Regions from separate parts of the Homo sapiens genome. Here all the other regions are linked to region 1. The links are chromatin contacts, found by Hi-C or POLR2A ChIA-PET in ENCODE. All regions are on one chromosome and are shown on one strand. The core of a region is the stretch at or near the end of the contact, and the rest is flanking DNA. Distances in the headings are between cores, read along the strand shown. Region 1 overlaps NPAT (nuclear protein, coactivator of histone transcription). Region 2 has its middle 28 kb from the start of EXPH5. Region 3 has its middle 17 kb from the start of DDX10.

Region 1 (3,484 bases), core at 208-2,707:
ATCAAATGGTGCTTTTTCCAGGTTCACCCATGGACCAATCAGCCTGCACTCTGAGCCCATAAAAACCTCCATTCTGAGCCCATGAAAACCTCAGACTCAACCACACATGGGGACTACCTGCCTTTGGAATCCCCTCTCACATGGAGCTCTACTCACGTTGGGTCCCCTCTCGTGTCGAGAGCTGTTTTGTTGCTCAAGAAAACCCTCTTCCACCTTGCTCACTCCCCAGTGTCCACATAACCTCATTCTTCTTAAACGCAGGACAAGATCTCAGAACCTGCTGAATGGTGGGTGTGAAAGGAACTCTTAACATTGTAGCCCTTCAGCCCTCCGCTGGCACTGGGCAGCTACCCAACAGGAAGCAGGAGTGGGGCTGGGCCAGCCCAGGACTGAAGCAGACTGAAGCAGGGTAGAGGGACGGAATGAGCTGTAACACAAACGAGCTGAAACATGCGCTCCCCTGCCACCTCCGTTTGCCATGCTGTGGGCGGTGGGAAGGAGACAGAGTTGTAACGGTCCTTGGGGGCTCAGACCTCAGAACTCCCTGGGCAACAGCTGGGGCTCTGTGGTTGCTGGTATCTCCAAGTTTTTGGGCGCTGCTGTGTCACCCTCACCCAGACGCCGGCTCCCAAGGTGGAAGACAATCATGGCACAACTGGACCAGCTGCGGGGCTTAATGCAGAGCTGCAGTGGGCATGGAATCCGGGCCAGAAGCAGTCTGCTGGGTCAAGTGGGCAGAGAGGGCCCAGCAATGAGCCTAGAGGCGAGCGAGGCCCAGGCAGGCGCGCCACAGGCCACAGAGATGCTGGACAGCATAGCGGCACTGAATGGATCCTGTGTCATTTCTGGAGGCTTGTCTGGGATCTGTGCAAGGGTAAGAGTGGACCTCTTACACTTTCATTTCTGAGGCTTCTTGCCTTCACATTTTTTTTCCAAAAACGGATGAAGCACTGGGCCTCTGTCAGCCAGTTAAGAGCGAATGGCACAGCTGCAAAGGACAGGCTTGCTGGGGAAGATTTTGTCAAGCCTCTGCCATCACCCTCGGGTACTGGGAATGTTGGCTTTGTTTCAATCCAGTCTCCCTTCACAGAGGTCTAGCCAATGCATAGGATCGGAATAAGGTCCTCGGGCAACTGAAGGCATCTGGCTGAGGCTACACCTCAGTGTTACCTGAAGGCTCCTGGACTGGCCCCAATCCCCAACAGCCCGTTCGGGTGTCAGTCAAGACCTCCAGTCTTTCCTATAGCATTTTCTTTCTCTCTTCCTGGCTCCTATCTCTTCTTCATACACAACGTTAAGGGTGTTGCTGCAAACCACAGTGATAATATTATTGAGTGGAATGAGCATTTTGCTTAGTCATCAGCAGTGTAATTCAGAACAACTTGGTTTTTGTCTGTTCTTAGAAGCAAGAAGGATGCAATGACTGAGAGTTTTCTTTCCCCTGTTGAAGGAATCCATTTGCATTGGGCAAGAGGTTATTTCCCTCAGGCAACTTCCCCTACCTGCGTTTAAGTTGTTTCCGCCCCCGCAATCATGTCAGGAGTCAGCACAGTCCTATGACTACAGGGAGCTTTGCTATGTAAGAGACTGATTTTTTTCCCTCTTGGGAGGCAACTTATTAGGCCAGGCCTCCCCTTCCTTTCTTAGTGTGACTGTGAGGGATGTCTCAGGAAAGCCTTTAATCTGATATTTTTCCCAACCCCTTAGTTATAGTTGAGGGGACCTTTTGTTTACCCATGCCTTTTAAATCATGCCTGAAAGCCCAACTCCTCTGCTAGGCAGGGCTATTTTAGCTGGTACGGGACCCATCATCCTTATGGCTCCAGGACAGACTCTTTGTCTCACCCTAGTGCAGACCAATATTAATTAACCCAGAAGTCTGGGCAACTGAAAGGAAAATTGGTGCAGCCACAACTGCCATACTGGTCTAGGTCCACCTTAAGGATCCCACCTCCTTCTCTAACCAGAGACAATATCCCCTAAAACCAGAAGTTAGGAAAGGGCTAGAAGCCATCACTGATAACTCAAGGATGCAGGGCTTCCTTAAACCCTGCAACAGCCCTTGTAATACTCTGATATTGGATGTACAAAAACCCAACAAAGGAAGGAGACTGGTCCAAGACCTCTGCCTCATTAATGAGGCTGTGGTTCCAATCCATATGGTGGTTCCCAATCCCTATACCCTACTAACTCAAATACTTGAGGGAACTAAATGGTTCACAGTCCTGAACCTAAAAGACATCTTTTTCTGCATACCATTACACCCCAACTGCCAGTATTTATTTGCATTCAAAGATCCATCCAACCAGACCACAAAGCTAACCTGGATGGTGTTACCGCAGGGATTCTAAGACAGCCCCCAGCTGTTTGGGCAGTTCCTTTATCCTCAGGTGAAAGTTTTACAATATGTAGATGACATTCTCCTTTGCGTTCCAATTGAGGAAGTCTCAGGAGGACAGTAAGGCTTGTCTTAATTTTCTGGCTAACAGAGGATATAAGGTCTCAAAATCTAAGGCTCAGCTCTGTCAGACTTCAGTGAAGTACCTAGGTCTAGTCTTGTCAGAGGGGACCAGGGAACTAGGTGAAGAAAGAATTAAGTCCATCTCCTCTTTTCCTCTCCCCAAAACCCTCAAGCAACTGAGAGGATTCTTGGGGATTACAGGACTATGGATACCTGGGTATGGTGAAATAGTTTGTCCCTTATATCACATAATAAAGGAGACTCAGGCAACTAAGACTCACTCCCTAATTTGGGAACCAGAGGCTAAAAGGACCTTTGACCAACTGAAACAAGCCTTGCTTGAGGCACCAGCCCTTAGTCTTCCCATAGGGAAGACATTCAATCTTTATGTATCAGAAAGGAAAGGAATGGCCCAGGGAGTTCCAACTCAGGCCCAAGGTCCAGCCCAGAAACCTGTAGGTTACCTAAGCAAGGAGCTGAATTTGGTAGCTAAAGGATGGCCAGCCTGCCTCCGGGCAGTCACAGCAGTAACCTTGTCAGTACCAGAGGCCACTAAGGTGACCATGGGGTATAACGTAACCATTTATACTCCACATAATGTGGCAGGACTGCTGTTCTCTAAGGGGAGGCTCTGGGTAGTGGATGACCATCTCCTCAAATATTAAGCTGTGCTATTAGAGAGATCTGCAGTTAAGAATCTGTCCTTCCCTAAACCCAGCAACTTTCCTCCCAGAGAAAGCTGGGGAGCTTGAACATGACTATGAACAGATAGTAGTGCAAACCTATGCGGTCAGAGAGGACCTTGAAGAAACCTCCTTAGAGAACCCAGACTGGACTCTCTTTACAGATGGAAGTTCTTTTGTGGAATAAGGGATCCATAAAGCAGGGTATGCAATAGTCACCCTAAATGATATTATTGATAGCATGCCTCTCTCCTCAGGCACAAGTGATCAACTAGCTGAGGTAACTGCCCTCACAAAGGTGCTTGAATAAAGCAAAGGGAAAGCAGTTAACATTTATACT
Region 2 (3,279 bases), core at 103-2,602, 420 kb after region 1:
TAAACTCCATCAAATTTGACTTGTCTCAAGTTTCCTTTTAACACTTACATACCACTGTTTCTTACTTGGATCTTTAATGATGACTTGAATTGTTTTAATTTAAATGTTACTTAATATGTACAAACAAAAAATTAGGTACAAACTTCTGATTCATGTAGCTTTATTAAACTATATGGGCAATAATTTTTTTAAACTTAAAAATTAAAAAAAGAAAACTAAATAACCTAAAAATCTATTTACCAATATGTATGTCATGAAACAGAGGGTATAGTGTTGCTGAAAGAAAACAATGAACTAGGTTTTTAAAAAAATCAGCCATTGGTTACTTTAATGAAATATTCATTTTAATACTGTATCCTCCCGATGCAACGCTAATGAATAAAACACACTGTTTTCAGAATTTTTTTAACTGCATACTTACTACTATACATAGTAGTCATGAACTGTTGAACTTCTGTGTACAGAAGTGAAATTTATGTAACCTATCTACTCATTTATGACAATATGCCTTTTATAGTATTTGCTGTGTGATGACTCAATTCTTCTACCAGTTATCTCTATCTGACTACTTGTAAAACTTTCTCTCACTTCATGCCTCCACTTGGATTGAAACCATCATTCATATATTACATTTGCTTCTTGTGTTTTTTTCTCATTGGTTTATAACAATCAAAGTAGTTCATGACTCCACTGTATCATATCATTTTCATACAAGCAAATGGAAGTCTCAATGGATTAACTTTTCTATAAAACTAAAGTTTTTTTCTATGAAATTGCCTTTAATTTTGAATTTTCACTTCAATGAAATAAGTTTGATTTTGGTAAAAGAATGAAACATCAGTACTACTTTGAACACAGTTAACTGTCATTTTAAAATCAAGACATAAAAGCAACCACAGATGCTTGCCAAGAAATTAAAAATTCAATGCTAAACATGTAGTTCTAACAACAAAGAGGACTAAGATAACACAGAATCTTCTCTCGTAAACCTCAAAATGCTGGATGCAATGTAGCTATTTAGAGGTACAATATAATTATATGTAACTACATAGAGAAAGGAAACTCCCCATACCAGAAATGGAAAAAAGATGTGAAAGCCTTGTGGTAAGCACACAGACTGACTCTGCAATTTTACACTTAGAAATTAACAATGCTATTTAAGACCATAGGTCTTAAGCCTATGCAGGGACACTGAGAGCGATGTGCCTGTGTGAAAGAATGACTAGAAGAACTCTCCCCATAGTCTCAGGGAGACTCAAAGGAAACATGTCAATGCCTAGGTTTTTGGGCAGAAAACAACATAAGCTCTTTCAAGAAATTAAAACCCCAGGTACTCCATGGACAGATGTGGAATTTCCTGTATTGTCCAGAAACTCCCCGAGTCACAAAGTTAATGTAAACCTCAACTTGACAGTATGCCAGAAGCAAAAATTAAATAAACAAATAGCTGGGCATGGTGGCTCATGCCTGTAATCCCAGCACTTTGGGAGGCTAAGGCGGGTGTATTGCTTGAAGCCAAGAGTTAGAGACCAACCTGGCCAACATGGCAAAACCCTGTCTGCACTAAAATAAAAAAAAAATTAGCCAGGCATGGTGGTGCGTGTCTGTAGTCCCAGATACTCAGGAGGCTGAGGCATGAGAATCTCTTGAACCTGGGAGGTGGAGGTTGCAGTGAGCCGAGATTGCACCACTGCACTCCAGCCTGAGTGACAGAGTAAGACTCTGTCTCAATAAATAAGTAAAAAATTAAAAAATAAATGTATTACTCTGTTTTCACGCTGCTATAAAGAACTGCCCAAGACCAGGTAATTTATAAAGGAAAGAGGTTTAATTGACTTCCAGTTCTGCATTGCCTGGGAGGCCTCAGGAAACTTACAATCATGACTGAAGGCAAAGGGGAAGGAATGAATCTTCTTCACAGGGCAGCAAGAGGGAGAAGTGCTAGCAGGGGAAATGCCGGGCACTCCCAAAACCATCAGATCTTGTGAGAACTCACTATCATGAGAACAGCAAGGGGGAAACTGCCTCCATGATCCAATCACTTCCCACTGGGTCCCTCCCACGACATGTGGGGATAATGGGGATTGCAATTCAAGATGAGATTGTGGTGGGGACACAGACAAACCATATAAATAAATAAATAAACAAACAAATAAGCTACTTTACAGGGTACTTCCAAACCCAAGGCTACAAAGAAAAAATGATCCCCAGTGAAATGACAAAATACAGGAGGAAATAATCCACCATGTGTGAAAGTTATCAGATTCAATAAACAGCAGTTATATACTCCCTCCCAAGCACTTCAGCTTATAGCACTATAAAATAAGTATGTTTAAAACAAGAGATAAGAAAGAATAGGAATTACAGGAAAATAAGATCAAAGTCCTACTTTTAAAAAATAAAATTTCTAAAAATTAAAATAAAAAAATACAGCTACACTAATTCTTAAATAGACAATTCATGACCTGAAATTTAGATCTAAGGAAATATATACAAATGTGACTCTCAAAAGCTTGAGAAATGGAAAATATGAAAGATAGTTTAAGAGATATGGAAGAAAGAAGAAAAATGTCCAGTGCCTATCTAATAGGAATTTCCAAAGGAGAGAATGAAGAGTGGGAGAGGCAGTATTTCAAATGATAATGTCTGAGAATTTTCTTAAATTAATGAAAGACATGAATCTTCAGGATAACTAATGATGGAACACCTCAAATGAAAAGAAAATATTAAGACACCCAAAGATTTTTAAAACTTAAACTAAAAGAGAACATTAGTTAAAATGACAATAGACTTTTCAACAGAAATTATCAAATTCAGAGTCAATGGAATAAAAGTTGCAAAACTGTCAACTTAGAATTCTATCCCCAACTAAATTATCATTCAATTGTCAAAATAAAATAAGGCAAAATAAAAATATTTTAATACAAAACAGAGAAGATTTACCACTCACATTCCTTGCTAAAAGAGCTAAAGAAGGATTTACTTTAGGCAGAAACAATTTGAACAAAAAGGGAAGGATGAAGGCAAAGAGGGGTTGAGTGATCAAGGAGAAGGAAGATACTGGTTTTGACTTCTTGCCTCATTTCTTCCCCATTCCAGAAGGGCTTCTATGTTCCTTTCTATTCTTATTTTTTCTATTTTTAATTTTTTTTGTAGAAACAGGATCTTACGATGTTGCCCAGGCTGGTCTCAAACTCCTGGGCTCAAGCAATCCTCCCACCTCCCAAAGTGCTGAGATGACAGGCACGAGCCACTGCACCTGGCCTGTCCCTTTCTATT
Region 3 (3,744 bases), core at 1,201-3,700, 450 kb after region 1:
AAGAATATGAGGGCAGAACCTAGTACAGAATCAAGTAGGCAGAAAATGGAAAAATCTGTTAAATTATAACCTGTCATATAAATACCTAAGGGGTATGTTGATGCTTGTGTCTACATGTTAAAGACGACCATAATCACCCAAATGGTATCATGAACAAGATGCTTGGAAAATCCCAGGCAAATATTTATAGGCATACACTGCATACTTCGTTAATAATAAAATATGCATAGCTGTGTTATGGCCTGCAGTGATAAATATCTGCATATTTAGAAAACCACCTGCTTTCAGAAATCATTTTCTCCTCTGTTACTGCCTTGCTTTCCTTGATGACTACAAGGATTCTATTTACTTTAAATTATTAAATTCAGGATATAATTTGAACATAATAAGAAGTACAAGTAGAATTTCAAATATAGCATTAACAGCTGGGCACAGTAGCTCATGCCTATAATCCCAGTACTCTGGGAGGCCGAGGTGGGAAGACTGCTTGAAGCCAGGAGTTTGAGACCAGCCTGAGCAACATAGCAAGACCCCGACTCTACAAAAATAAATTTAAAAATGAGCTGGTTGTAGTGGCATGCACCTATAGTCCCAGCTACTTGGGAGGCTGAGATGGGAGGATTGCTTGAGCCCAGGAGTTCAAGGCTACAGTAAGCTATGATCATGCCATTGTTCTCTAGCCTGGATGACAGAGTGAGACCCTGTCTCTAAAACCAACCAACCAACCAGCCAACCAACCAACCAACACAAACAAAAATGTGATAGCAATTAACTGTATCTTCTGCTATGTACTGAATATTTGTTATTACACACTAGATTGTTCTTGCTGATAGAATTTTGAAGCCATTTTCTGTTTCCAGATCAGCATGGGAGATAGTGGTTTCTGCACACAAACAAATTGGCTTGTTTTTAGCATGAATGATTTGTGTTTGTGCTGAACAAGACTTTGCCAGCTAAATGGTCTGGCAGAAGCACTACGCATATATATAGATAACCAAGCAAGAAATGCTTTCAATTTACTTGCTATATTTTTGAAGAATAATGTATCTGCCTAAATAACCTAGTGGGAATTACCTAGCTTTCTCTTCATTTGTTTTTCTAAATATACATTACTCCAAATATTTTAACAATTAATGAAGGTATGACTGGACATTCATCTTTTTCACTTGATATATGGAAATATAAAACCATTATCATTTTGATTTCATTCAATCACTATATCTGGTTATAATTCAGCTGTGTTTTTAATCACTAATATACTCCAGGAAGTTCCATGGTGACACTGAATGTATTACACTATCAATTTATTAAAGATGCTTTCCTTACCAAAATACTTGTTCCAAAAGTTTGTTAAAAAGTCAATTATTTATAAAGGTGAATATGGGGGGAGGAGGCAGAGCAAGGTGGTCAGATAGAACCCTCCAGCAAATGAACAATTATTCATGTAAGAAAGCACATTCATAAGGCAGTACCTGTTTAACATTATATCAAGGAAAGAGGAATTGAAGAGGATAGGAAAGACAGCCTCGCATTGCCTATACCACCCTCCTCGATCCCTTGGCAGTACTACACTGAGCGTGGAGAGAGAACATGTGCTCTTGTGGGAGGGAGAGCAAAGTGAGTGTGGGACTTTGCTGCCTGTCACAGTGGAAAACAACACAGAGAAGAATTCTGCTGGCACCCACAGAGAGATTATCTAGACCAAAGGGGAATCCTCTGCCCCAGCGGTAGTATCCTGAGTTCCCGTCCAGCTCCACCACCGGTGGCTGAGGCCCAGAATAAATTTGGGAGGCAGTCAGGTCACAAGGACTGTAGCCCTTGGGCAAACCACAGTGCTGGGCTAGGCTCAGAGCCAGTAGACTTGGGATGCATGTGACCCAGTGAGACACCAGTTGTGGTGGCCAAGGTAGTGCCTGACTTATCCCTCCCCTTAATCCAGATAGTGCAGCTTGGGGAGAGATTCCTCTACTTGGAGAAAGGAGAGGAAAGAACATAGAGGACTTTGTCTTGCAACTTGGGTGCCAGCTCAGCCACAGTAAAATGAAGCGTCATGCAGATTCCTGAGGCCCCTAGTTTGAAGCCTTAGCTACCATCACATGATGGTATTTCCAGACCCAGCCTGGGCCAGAAAAGGAAGAACCTGGCAGAATCCACCACCTGCTGACTAAAGAGCCCTAGGACCTTGAATAAACAAACATCAGCAGTTGCCAGGCAGTAGTCCTAAGGGCCTTGGGTGAGACCCAGCACTGTACTGGCTTCAGATGTGACCCAATACAGTGCCAACTGTGGTGGCCATGGGAATGCGTGTGTCACCTCTCCCCAAATCCAGGTGGCGCAGCGCAAAGAGAGACTCCTGATGGGGGAAAAAGAGGAAAGAAAGCAAGAGTCTTTGCCTGGTAAACTAGGGATTATACTTTATTTTACCCAAGCCCATCAAGGCAGTGCTTCTAGGAGTCTGCAGCAGTTGCAGCGTTACTGGGCTTAAGGCGCCTCCTAGTGCTGATATGGCTTCAGTGACCACAGGCTTAGATCACAATACTAAATTCCTTTTCAGTACAGCCTTCCCAAGAACAGGCACAGACAAGCCCAGGCTGCTAAGATTGGAATAAATACCTAACTCTTCAATGGCCAGACATTAATGAACATTTACAAGCATTAAGAACATCCAGGAAAACATGACTTCACCAAATGAACTAAATAAGACACCAGTCACCAAAATTGGAATGATGGAGGTATATGATCTTTCAAACAGAATTCAAAATAGCTGTCTTGACGAAGCTCGGTGAACTTCAAGATAACTTATACACACAAGGAATTCAGAATTCCATTGGACAAATTTAACAAAGAGAATGAAATAATTTTAAAAATCAAGCAGAAATTCAGGAGCTGAAAAATTCAATTGACAAACTGAAAAATGCATGAGTCTCTCAACAGCAGAATTGATCAAGAAGAATTGGTGAGCTTGAAACAGGTTATATGAAAATACATAGAGGAGAAAAAAAATAAAAAGAATGAAGCACACCTTCAAGATCTAGAACATAGCCTCAAAAAGGCAAATCTAAGAGTTATTGGCCTTAAAGTGGAAGTAAAGAGAGATACTGAGGTAGAAAGTTTATTCAAACAAATAATAACAGAAAACTTTTTAAACCTAGAGAAATATCAATATCCAGGTACAAGAAGGTCATAGAACACAAAGAAGATTCAATCCAAATAAGACTATCTCAAGGCACTTAGTAAACTCTCAAAGGTAAAGGATAAAAAAAGGATTCTAAAAAGCAGCAAGAGAAAAAGAACAAATAACTTATATAGGAACTCCAATATGTCTGACAGCATATTTCTCAGTGGAAAGTTTTTAGGCCAGGAGAAAGTGAAATGACATATTCAAAATACTGAAGGAAAAATATTTCCATTCTATACTATTATATCCAGCAAAAATGTCCTTCAAACATGAAGAAGAAATAAAGACTTTTCCAGACAAACAAAAGCTGGGGAATTTGGTCAACACCAGACCTGTCCTACAAGAAATGCTAAAGAGAGTTTCTTAATCTGAAAGAAAAGGACATTAATGAATAATAAGAAACCAGCTAAAGGTGTAAAACTCACTAGTAGTAGTACACAGACAGATACAGAGTGCTCTAACACTGTAATTGTGGTGTGTAAACCACTCATATCGTGAGTAGGAAGACTAAAAGACCTATCAAAAATAATGACTACAACAACTTTTCGATAGATACATAGTATTAA

Evidence for each region. Hi-C counts contacts between places; a loop is a spot of excess contacts on that map. ChIA-PET counts read pairs that join two places held with the same protein, here RNA polymerase II (POLR2A). Pooled maps may share reads with other maps.
Region 2: a loop to region 1 is called in a pooled map, with 9 times the contacts of the local background. The contact joins two enhancer-like sites. A Hi-C loop is called at or near these places in 2 of 37 single-sample maps with no recorded cell type and 10 of 50 pooled maps. POLR2A ChIA-PET finds 5 or more read pairs at or near these places in 2 of 52 experiments (GM10248 and T-cell).
Region 3: a loop to region 1 is called in a map of endothelial cell of umbilical vein, with 6 times the contacts of the local background. The contact joins two enhancer-like sites. A Hi-C loop is called at or near these places in 3 of 168 maps with a recorded cell type or tissue (CD8-positive, alpha-beta T cell, endothelial cell of umbilical vein and naive thymus-derived CD4-positive, alpha-beta T cell) and 7 of 50 pooled maps. POLR2A ChIA-PET finds 5 or more read pairs at or near these places in 2 of 52 experiments (GM10248 and MCF 10A).

The regions. Positions count from the first base shown.
Region 1 is chr11:108,198,639-108,202,122 of GRCh38, forward strand. All of the region lies in intron 1 of NPAT (nuclear protein, coactivator of histone transcription), which reads right to left. Among named protein-coding and RNA genes, the nearest start is that of NPAT, 22 kb to the right of the region's middle. Within about 2 kb of position 1,458, at least 5 of the 41 ENCODE cell types and tissues checked have a DNase peak (open chromatin) inside an H3K27ac peak, as active enhancers do.
Region 2 is chr11:108,620,544-108,623,822 of GRCh38, forward strand. No RefSeq gene overlaps it. Among named protein-coding and RNA genes, the nearest start is that of EXPH5, 28 kb to the left of the region's middle. RefSeq lists an enhancer at 1,424-1,503. Within about 2 kb of position 1,353, at least 5 of the 41 ENCODE cell types and tissues checked have a DNase peak (open chromatin) inside an H3K27ac peak, as active enhancers do.
Region 3 is chr11:108,645,986-108,649,729 of GRCh38, forward strand. No RefSeq gene overlaps it. Among named protein-coding and RNA genes, the nearest start is that of DDX10, 17 kb to the right of the region's middle. RefSeq lists enhancers at 2,115-2,164, 2,195-2,244. Within about 2 kb of position 2,451, at least 15 of the 41 ENCODE cell types and tissues checked have a DNase peak (open chromatin) inside an H3K27ac peak, as active enhancers do.